Linked DNA regions of Homo sapiens: region 2 is linked to region 1. Evidence: read pairs that join two places in POLR2A ChIA-PET (ENCODE). Cell type or tissue: CD4-positive, alpha-beta T cell. All regions are shown on one strand. Each heading gives the region's core, and the rest is flanking DNA. Links, peaks and the distances in the headings are about the cores only.

What was found. Peaks named below come from ENCODE experiments on the same cell type or tissue, not always from the same donor. Only the 100,000 strongest peaks of a DNase experiment are listed, where the experiment ranks them.
Region 2: POLR2A ChIA-PET joins it to region 1 with 7 read pairs; 7 of 35 experiments call an interaction of 5 or more read pairs at or near these places.

What each region holds. Positions count from the first base shown.
Region 1 is chr1:89,112,010-89,117,399 of GRCh38, reverse strand. It overlaps GBP2 (guanylate binding protein 2), which reads left to right. Exons shown (of 11, transcript NM_004120.5): 6 at 166-408; 7 at 3,104-3,384; 8 at 4,716-4,928. Among named protein-coding and RNA genes, the nearest start is that of GBP2, 11 kb to the left of the region's middle. In CD4-positive, alpha-beta T cell, for the core only: no CTCF peak of the experiment used is centred there; no DNase peak of the experiment used is centred there.
Region 2 is chr1:89,275,682-89,281,071 of GRCh38, reverse strand. It overlaps the pseudogene LOC100421401. Among named protein-coding and RNA genes, the nearest start is that of GBP5, 5.5 kb to the right of the region's middle. In CD4-positive, alpha-beta T cell, for the core only: no CTCF peak of the experiment used is centred there; DNase peaks (open chromatin) are centred at 1,971, 3,151 and 4,221; H3K4me3 peaks cover 553 bases; H3K27ac peaks cover 3,527 bases.

The sequences.
Region 1 (5,390 bases), core at 86-5,085:
CTACCTCTTCTTGGAGACTTTCCTTTCTCTACCCCTTTAATTTTTTATTTCTTCTTCCTAATAAATTTCCTCCTTACATGGGCTTTGTGAAAATTATAAAATTGAAAGATCATATTTGAAGTAATTAATTTGAAGTTTTACTACTTCTAATTTTCATTCCTGTAGGTACTGATAAGAAAAGTAAAAGCTTTAATGATCCTCGGTTGTGCATCCGAAAGTTCTTCCCCAAGAGGAAGTGCTTCGTCTTCGATTGGCCCGCTCCTAAGAAGTACCTTGCTCACCTAGAGCAGCTAAAGGAGGAAGAGCTGAACCCTGATTTCATAGAACAAGTTGCAGAATTTTGTTCCTACATCCTCAGCCATTCCAATGTCAAGACTCTTTCAGGTGGCATTCCAGTCAATGGGCCTCGTGAGTCACTCTCTCTACCCACTTCCTACCTGGACTTTCTCCTTCTGCCCATTGTAGAGGATAAAATGGAAAGCATAAGGGTCACTTCTGACAAATGCATAGTCTATTGATGGCAAGGAAAATACAACATGAAAATCATATTATAAATTTTACATGAAAACTAAAGCTATAGTATCATCTCATATTCCTTGCAAGGAGAATAAAAAAAGAAAAGAACTAGAATTGAATTCTATTATGGTAAACTTCTCCACCAACTTCTCAGCTCCCTCTTTATCAAATAAACATCCAGGATATATATACTGAGCAACAAAGAAAAAAGCAAATACTATATGTAAGTGAGACTTTGCCACTAACTAACTGCAGTACAATTCTCTTGTTCAGCAATTCTAAAATATTTAGGGAATGCCTATAATGTAATGTACCAACCACTGAGTATAATGATGGATAAAAGAAATGTGACTTTTATCCTCATTCCAGCATAATAGGAGCAAAAGATACTTCTGTAAAAAGTAAAAAAAAAAAAAAGTATAATGATAAATAGTGGTTAACACAATGCATAAAAATAATAGGCTGCTATGAAAGAGTAAAGGGAGAGGCAGGGAGATATAATTTAGAGTGTGAGAGAATGCTTGTCTGTGAAAGTCACCTGTAAGATGAGAACTTAAAAATGATTGAGTTGGCTGGGCACGGTGGCTAATGCCTATAATCCCAGAACTTTGGGGGGCTGAGGTGGGTGAATCACTTTGAGCTCAGGAGTTTGAGACCAGCCTGGGCAACATGGGGAAACCCTTCCTCTACTAAAAACACAAAAATTAATCAGGCATGGTGGCTAACACCTGTAATCCCAGCTACTCAGCTGGCTGAGTCTGAAGGATCACTTGAGCCTGGGAGGCAGAGGTTGCAGTGAGCGGAGACTGCACCACCGCACTCCAGCCTGGGAGACAGAGTGAGACCCTGTCTCCAATATATATATATATTAAATAAATGGTTAAGAGCTAACCAAAGCATATAGAGGAATAGCTTTATAGCAAATAATGTAATGTGGAAATGCATAGGGCAGGATAGAACTTTGCAACTTCAAGAAAATAGAACACAGGAGGCTAATGCCTGTAATCCCAGCATTTTGGGAGGCCAAGGTGGGAGAATTCCTTGAGCCCAGGAGTTTAAGTTTAAGACCAGCCTGGGAAAAGTAGCAAGACCTCATCATTATGAAAAAATTAAAAATCAGCCAAGTGCAGTGGTGCTTGCCCAGAGTCCTAGCTACTCAGGAGGCTGAGGCAGGAGGACCCAGCATGAGCACAGGAGTTCAAGGCTATGGTGAGCTATGATCATGCCCTGCACTTCAGCTTGGGTGACAGACCAGAATTCCATCTCAATTTTTTAAACGAAAATAGAAGAAAGACAGGCGATTGGAACAAGAGAAGACTGAATAAGAGTGGTGTCATAATTGGAGGGGTATAAAGGGGTCAGGTCTTGAAAGGACTGGCAGAGGACTTTGAGGAGATTAGAGTTTGTCTAAGCTCTAGAGAAGATCTTGAAGAATTTTTGGCAGTGAGGTAAGGTTATCTAATTTATGTTTATACATATCTTTCTGAATATTTTGTAGATAATTTGTTGGAGTAGTGAAAGGGAGGGAATGAGAGGATGGATGCTATTTGCAGTGGTTGAGCCATAAATGGGCATTGGGTTAGTCTCAGATTATGACAGTGAAAATGGTGAAAATGGACAAGATCCGAACATACTTTGGATATTAAATCTAAAAGGCCTGTTGATAGAGGGAATATGGATTTATGAAGGGAATAAGAAGGAAATGCCAAGCCTGTCTCCAGCGTTTCGAGTTTAGCAATTGCTTGAATGGCTGTGTTATTTAATGAGATAGTAGCATCAAGAGGAGAAATAGTTTTTCAGAGTGGATGAAGTTTTGATATTTAGATTATTTAATATTGAGATTCTTCTGATTTATGCAGTAAGGAATATAAGATAGGCATTAAAAATAAGGTGCAAAACTTATTTTTAATCCAAAGCTTAAAAGAAATGTCAAAGCAGGAAACAAAATACACCAGCCATCCATACAGATGGTACTTAAAACCGCAGAGAGATGAGAAGGTCCAGGATTGAGTCAAAAAGAATCATCTTTTGTTGTGTGATCAACCACTCCAGTTTGCCTAAGATGAGGTTTTCCTGGCATGTGAGACTTTCAGTGCTACACCCAGCAAAGCCCTGGCAAACTCGATGAGTTGATTATCCTATCTGTAGTTCTGATGAGAGAATATCTAAGAAGACATATTTACCTAAGCCAGACACCAGACTAGTGACTAGTGGTCTGCACCACTAAAATTAATAAAAATAAAAAGGCTAAGTTTTCTCATTGACTTTTTTCATAAATTAGTAGTGAAGAGAGAAAGGGAATAGAGGGAGAGGTGAGAGAAAAGAAAGGTAAGAAAACACATTGACCTAGTATCTCAGCCCCAAAATATCCTAACCTATTCATTTCAATATCTTCCTTTTGGGTGAAGGAAATAGGAAAGAGCCACTTCAATTTCCTCTGTGATTAGAGGTTAACAAATTATTCCATTACTATTCTTTATCCAAAACTTATTTAAAAGTATTATTTGTGACACTCACTTGAAAAGCACACAAAATATTCTGTCCCACCAACTGATAGTCACATTTTTTTAAAAATTCCCTTTTGCAGGTCTAGAGAGCCTGGTGCTGACCTACGTCAATGCCATCAGCAGTGGGGATCTACCCTGCATGGAGAACGCAGTCCTGGCCTTGGCCCAGATAGAGAACTCAGCCGCAGTGGAAAAGGCTATTGCCCACTATGAACAGCAGATGGGCCAGAAGGTGCAGCTGCCCACGGAAACCCTCCAGGAGCTGCTGGACCTGCACAGGGACAGTGAGAGAGAGGCCATTGAAGTCTTCATGAAGAACTCTTTCAAGGATGTGGACCAAATGTTCCAGAGGAAATTAGGGGTATATTTGGTGTTCTACGTCATGAGAGGCAGAAAAATATGGGCCCTTCATGGGAAAATAATTCTTTCTAGACCCCAAAATAGTTACACTCAGTTATGTGTACATATTTGAAATAATCATTAAAAGACTAGAATGTGCATAGCCTTAGACCTTTAAAAAAAGACACCTAATTTTTTACTAAAATTTGCTTTTGTTAGTTTTTCCTCTCTGGGTCCCATATTTTAAGAAAGTAAGTAGATGGTACAACTGCATTGTTAAAGACTATTTTAACTTATTTTGTCCTTTTAAATTAAAAAATACATTGTTTTTATGTTCCCTGGTAATTATCAGTGGGGACTAAATTATTTTTAAATAACCCTAATAATTTTTTTAAATGTGAGCCAATGGTAAAATATTCAGAAGGCCAAGAAAGAGAAATTAATTATATAAATTTTATTAGAGAATGTTTTTAATGTCTGCCTCATTCCAAGTGAACAAAGTATTTTTGCATGCAGAATGACCACTTGACAAATGAAAGTCCTTTCCCTAGCTAGGAAGGCAGGATCTTATAAATGATACGTTGCTACAGTCAGAGGTTCTGGTGAAGCTAGATAGCCGATGTCAGCAATTGTCACCCTTCCAACCTAAGGAGGAAAGAGAAAGCTTCATAGTTAAGTTATCTTGAGTGATTTAATGTAGATAAATGTGCTGTTCTATGAGACTTTCCAAATACTGAAAATACCTATGGCACAATCTTCATTACTTTCATTAGCCCTATGCTGAGAAAATACACAAAAATATTCTTATGTTAAAGAATGTACTAAATAATCATGTACTCCTTACTGAGCACTTCTAAAAAGTCCCCGGGCTTAATACTTTACATCACCTCATATAACCCTGCAGAGAAATCTGTGAGATAGGTATTGTTCCTCTGCTGCACAGACAAGGAATCCTCAGTTCACAAAGACTGAGTGTCACAAGCCACAGTGTAGTGTATCCGGGAACTCCAGGCAGGCTGCCTGACTCCAGTGTTTGTGCTCAGAACTATTCCTGAAATGAGAGACTTGGAAAGATAAAAGTTTCGTATGAAATAGTGTATGTGCTTTGAGAATCATTCTCTGAAACAGGAAAACTGGGAGAAAGGAGCTTTAGGAAATCACAAACAGAGAAGTAGATAAATTTCTGCAATAAGCACAACTTAGGGATATTCTAGGATCTAACAGCAATGTGAGGAGCATGGCCCTATTTAGAGGGCCACAATTTCTGAAGGAGAAGCATTTTCCAGTCTCCACATAGTTAACATCCTCCTCATGGCTTTACTGAAACATCTGTGCTGTTTTGTCACTTCACAGGCCCAGTTGGAAGCAAGGCGAGATGACTTTTGTAAGCAGAATTCCAAAGCATCATCAGATTGTTGCATGGCTTTACTTCAGGATATATTTGGCCCTTTAGAAGAAGATGTCAAGCAGGGAACATTTTCTAAACCAGGAGGTTACCGTCTCTTTACTCAGAAGCTGCAGGAGCTGAAGAATAAGTACTACCAGGTGCCAAGGAAGGGGATACAGGTAAACTACACGGTGGGTACCATTTCTTGGGACTCGCTGAGGGGATGCTTTTAAAGCCCACTGGGAAGAAGGTAAATGGCACTGCAACTGGTGCCTAGGGCCTCTGCCTTTCATTTTTCCATTTACTGATTCATTCAATAAGAGAGCCCACCATAACAGGAATTCCTCCTCAGAAGCACAGATGTAGCCCTCAAAAAGAGGTTTATCGAATTGACTCATTTATTTATTCATCTAGTCATTCAACAATTATTTATTTTGACCTAACTGTATACCAGGAACTTGTCAAGTTGCTGGGGATACGGCAGTTAAAAAAAAAAGTTCAAGCTCTGTCAAAGTACACACAGGCAATTAGCAAATGATAGCTTATGAACAAATAATAATAACAGTTAACATTTATGTTGCACTTACTGTGTTCCAGGAACTGGGCTGAGAGCGTTATTCATTTAATACTCAGAGCAATTC
Region 2 (5,390 bases), core at 63-5,062, 160 kb before region 1:
GACTTTCGTTTTTAAGGATCTTTTAAAGATTTACAAGTCATTGGGAAATTTGGGGCATTGCAATTACGTTATCTAACTTATGATGTAAAAAGAACCACACAAAATGCTGAAATAGAGAAAGAATAGAAGCAGAGAGTCATATTGGCGTTTCCTGTAATCATCTCAATGAGAGATAATGGTGACATACTGGAAAGGTGGCAGGAAAGGGGCCAAAAAGTGGTCAGAGTCTGGGTCTATTTTAAAAGTAGAGGTGTCACTTTATATATATTACATATATATAATTATATTATAAATAATATATTATAATTATATATATTATATATTAAAATTATATATATATAATATATATATAATTAGATAACTAAGTACATAGATGTCCAGTATGGAATCCAAATTGTTACTAGAAGTGAAATAAATTGCAAACAGAAAGTAGAGTAGGAATAAAAGAATACCCTAAGTTCACTTTAATAAACTTGATTAATATTGGTATTCTGATATATAAAATAATAAATTCCTGGTTGTCTAGCTTTAATTTCCCTCAAAGCATAGCCTGAAATGCCCAAAATAAAGGCTTGCTTGTAGATGGCTTAAGTGGGAATATGATTCTACGGAGCAGAAATGAGAAATAGAATGAAACAGGGAAGGAAGGAAAGTCAATCAAAGAATGGGTTATCAATTCAGCACTGCTGTGATAGAGATGTCAATTCAAATGGAGTCTTGAGAAATGTTACAGAATGTATTTCAGAACCATTCCCCCAACAAGTTGAGAAAGGAAAGAATTTATCCATCAGCTCTCATCTTTTATTGATAAAGTTTGGCTTATGTTTCAATTTTTGAGAGAATGAGTGCTAAGTGTGTTTTAGTGTGAGATCTGTGCTGCAGGATCTGAAAAGCCTCATGGCAAGAAATAAATGCCACAGGGCACTGGACTGAAGCAAAGTGCTCATCAGCATGAAGCTTATCCCAGCCCATGTAGGACTGGTTCCAATAACAGAACCTGGAGTGTGAAGTAGATCCATGATACATTTGAAGTGGTATACAAGGAGTGCTAGTACAGTCCAACTCATAATATCATTCAATCCACTTGCCCTCTCCAGTGGGACAGCCCATCATAGAATCTCTTTCAAGGTCTTATCAGCTGGGAATTGTTGAGATTTAACAAAAGGTTAGTAGGAAAAACTATCTCCTGCTTACAAGAGCAGATTTTGAGACTTTGATTGATTGTTTTTATGAAGACATCTGAACTCTTTAATTATAGGGGTTTGAATGTTTTTTATGGCATGTGTCATTGAAAAATTATTTACATAAGTTCTTGGGGAATAGGTGGTATTTGGTTACATGAGTAAGTTGTTTAGTGGTGATTTGTGAGATTTTGGGGCACCCATCACCACAGCAGTATACACTGTACCCAATTTGTAGTCTTTTATCCCTTTTTCATCTGCCTCTTATACCACTTATCTTAGTCCTTCCATGCTGCTGTAACAAAATATCACAGACTAAGTCATTTATACATCAGAGAAATTTATTTTTCACAGTTTTAGAGGCTGGGGAGTCCAAGATCAAGGCACCAGCAGATCTGATGTCTGGTGAAGGCTCACTCTCTGCTTCCAAGATGGTGCAATGTATGTGTCCTGACATGAGGAAAAAGGCAAAAGGGATTAGGGCACCCCTTTCAACCTCTTTTATAAGAACACTAATCCTATTCGTGAGGGTGGTGTGCTCATGATGTAATCACTTCTTAAAAGGCCTACCTCTTAATACTATCACTTTCAGTATTAAGTTACAGTGTATAAATTTTGAAGGGACACATACATTCAAACCATAGCACCACTTATTTGAGATTTCTTTAATCCTCAGGCAGCACTTTGGATGTTGCAATTTGTTTGTAAACTGAGCCAAACCTCACCCTAAGAAGTTTAAACCCTTAAGTTACCTTCATTTTTTTTTTAACTGTGGTGGTTGCTGCTACTGTGGTTTCATCGTTTGAAAAACCAAGCGATGCCCTATGGTTGCTGCTACCGTGGTTTCATCGCTTGAAAAAAACAAGCGATGCCCTGTGTTCCAAAAAATTAAAAACAACTCTAGTTCCTTATTGTGGTCAAGGTAAATTATACTTACCCATGCTCTGGTTACATATTGCTACTTATAAATACATCAAAATTTAGTGGCTTTAAATAAAAAATATTTTATTGCAGTTAACTACAATATTGTATAACACATACAATGATTTCATTACTATGCCAGTCAGAAACTCAGGTTAGGCTTGACTGGGTGACGCTTTAACTCCAAATGGTTCCAGCTGCAGATCCTGGGTATTTCGTTAACAGATGCACTGATTTTGTGGGCCGGGATGGCCTCACTCACATAACTGTGGCCTTGTTGACAATGGTTAGAGGCTTGAGCCCATTTGTGAATATCAACTATAGTGCTTACATTTGGTCTTGTCTCTTCAGCATGACAGTCTTAGGGTAGGTGGACTTCTTACATGGCAGATTAGGGACCCCAAGGAACATTCATAGCTTATTATTTTCTTTTTCCATGGCTTTTTCAGGCAATTAACAAATGTCAGCTGACTCTAACATCCTTATAATTACCAAAGACCCATATACCGTTTAAAGGCCCACAGCCTAACCCAACACTTCATTTTCCACTTGCGTCTCATTCCAGTTCACCTACATGTAAGAAGTTACCATCTTTCCACTTATTACTGCCTGTATAGACTTTATGGATCTTTGGCCAATTAGTGATTCACTCTAAAATTCCAACCCTGTGGAGTTGCGTGCCAGGATCTCCATTACCATCTGTCTTATTCTATGTTCTCCCAAATTCAGAGCCTGGGAGAAAGGCCTGGCTAAAAAGAGTTTTCTTTAGAAAAATGACCCTAAAAGAAAATATAAAGAAACAGGAGAGAGGATCAGGGAAGTAAAACAGGAAAGGAGGATAGGCCAATGAAATAATGTTATTGATTTGGTCACCACTGTGGGTCACCGCTATTCCATTTCACCACTGTTCTCTAAAACATGTTATGAGAGGCACGTCAGAATGGAACACACAGAAAACAAGAAAGAAAGCCATTTCCTCATTGGCTTCTATCATGCATGATAACTTTCTCACAGTTCTGTGTTGTACATGAAAAGGTGTTGAGCAAGTTCTTGCTGGAATACTAGCTGCAGAAGCATCGAAAATATGAAGCACCAACCCAGTGATGCCTGTGCAAAGCTGCTGAAATGGTGATGTCAGCAGAGGATGTAGTAAGATATGAGGCCAGTGGAATTTTGAAAGTGTATACAAGAAGTTTTCAACATACCTGAGAGCATAACTCCAGGCATAAAATTATCTGTTCTAATTCCAGTGTTTGGGTTTTCCTACTTTTTTGTCTGAAAATATCTTTACTTTTAGTTTTAATACTAATTAATTTTTACAATAGTTAGAATTTTAGTTGGATTAGTTTTTGTTTATTTTTATTCATAAAAATTTTATTAGTATAGATTTGGGGAGTACAAAGGCAGATTTCTTACATGCCTGTATTGTATAGCAGTGGAATCTTGGCTTTTACTGTATCCATCACCCATATAGTGAACATCGTACCTAATAGGTAACTTTTCAACCCTCTCCCCACTTCTACCTACCCATCTTCTGTAGTCTCCAATGTCTATTATTTATAGAAACCAAATTGAAATACATTGCTGCTGCAGCTAGGGATGGCCCCCAAAAATATTGTTGTGAAATGTTCTCTGTGGACAGATTTTAAACAGTTAACAGGTAAGCAATTTTGTGTAAAGGAAGAAGTGGCCTGAAGTAAGGCTATATACAGAATCTTGAGCAGTGGAGAATGGTTTATGTAGTTGGCCTTGGCACAATTGTAGGATCAGAAATAAACAGGTCTGTAGGTAAATCTATAGGAATAAGTGCATAAAGTGTGTGGATCTTTATGTCTTAAGTCAATGTCAACCAGAGTATATAGGTTTTAGAGAGACACTGAACAAACCAGGTGGCTAAAATGACTTATCCAGTAGATTTGAGCCAGGCTTTATCCTCAGCTACCTAGTGTTTGCACAGAACAGATACGGTAGCAGGGATGAAATCTTTGCATGGACCCATCAACCTGGGCTTCCTCTCACCAAGGCCAATCTCACTACACGTTAAATATTGGCCCAAAGACAACAAAAATTGACACTGAGCCTTCAGTATAATACCACCCTTCAAGAAGACCAACCAGACCACTAGATGTCAAGGTGATCAAATCAGTCCTTTTGCACCTTGGAGGAGTCTGTGATTTTTTTTTTTTTTTACTGAAATTGACATAAATTCTGGGTATGGATATTCCCCTGTTGAGAGTGGTTCAGCCAGCACCTATTCGAGGACTTGCAGTGTCTGTTTAAATGTCCTAAAATCCTACTAAACATCAGCTTAGAGAAAGTTTTGAAAGTTTTACTTTACAGTAAAGAGGCACAACAATGCGAATGTAACCATGGAATCCACTAGTCCTTATACATCATCTAAAAGCTGCCAGCCTAACAAAACTGGAATGGCCAGTAGAGACCATTGTGGGGTTGGGGACTGTCATTCAATATGCAGTATATAATTGGATAACTAAAGGATATTATATGCTAGCTGGAATATATGAGCCTGGGAACCAAAGCGTTAAAGTAGGAGTATTCTCCGTTGAATTATTTGTGAATTTGTGATCCATTGTCTAGTCTGCTGGACTAGAGGGCCAGTTCTCAGGGTGAAGTTAAGCAGTTTTTCTACCAGGGGTCATAGTAAAGTTCTACTAAATCTGAAACTATAGCTGCCACCTGGTCATTTTATGAATTTCATGTTTGTAGACAAGCCAGCAGGCAATTAAAAGGATTGATCTACTGGCAAGCTTAAATGATTATGGTTTCTGTGAGGAAATAGTACATAATGGAAGCAGGGAGGAGTATGGCTGGCACTCAAAGGATTCCCTGGGATACTCTTGGTGCTTGCATGGCCTGTTAAGATGCACTGGAAGTAACTACAGCCTTATTAAAGCACAGAAATAGGTCTTCTGGTTTCTCAGAAATGAAGAAATGTTTCTCTCCACTGAGAAGGCAACCTAGACAAGGAGAACTCCTGATCAAGTATGAGCAAAACCTAGAATGGGTAATAGAGGAGAAGATCTTGAATATCAGTTAGGATCACAAAATCAGTTGCAGCAAAGAGGACTATAGCTTAGACTTTCCTATTGTGTGTGTGTGTGTGTGTGTGTATATATATATATTTAAACTAACGACCAGCCACAAAATTGAAGAAGCCATTAAGGAAAGGTTGATCTTTGCATAAGATAGGGGCAATATGGATGGGATACCCACAACATCTGTGAAGGCCATCTCCCTTTATCACTCAACCTTGCACATTCCAATGGC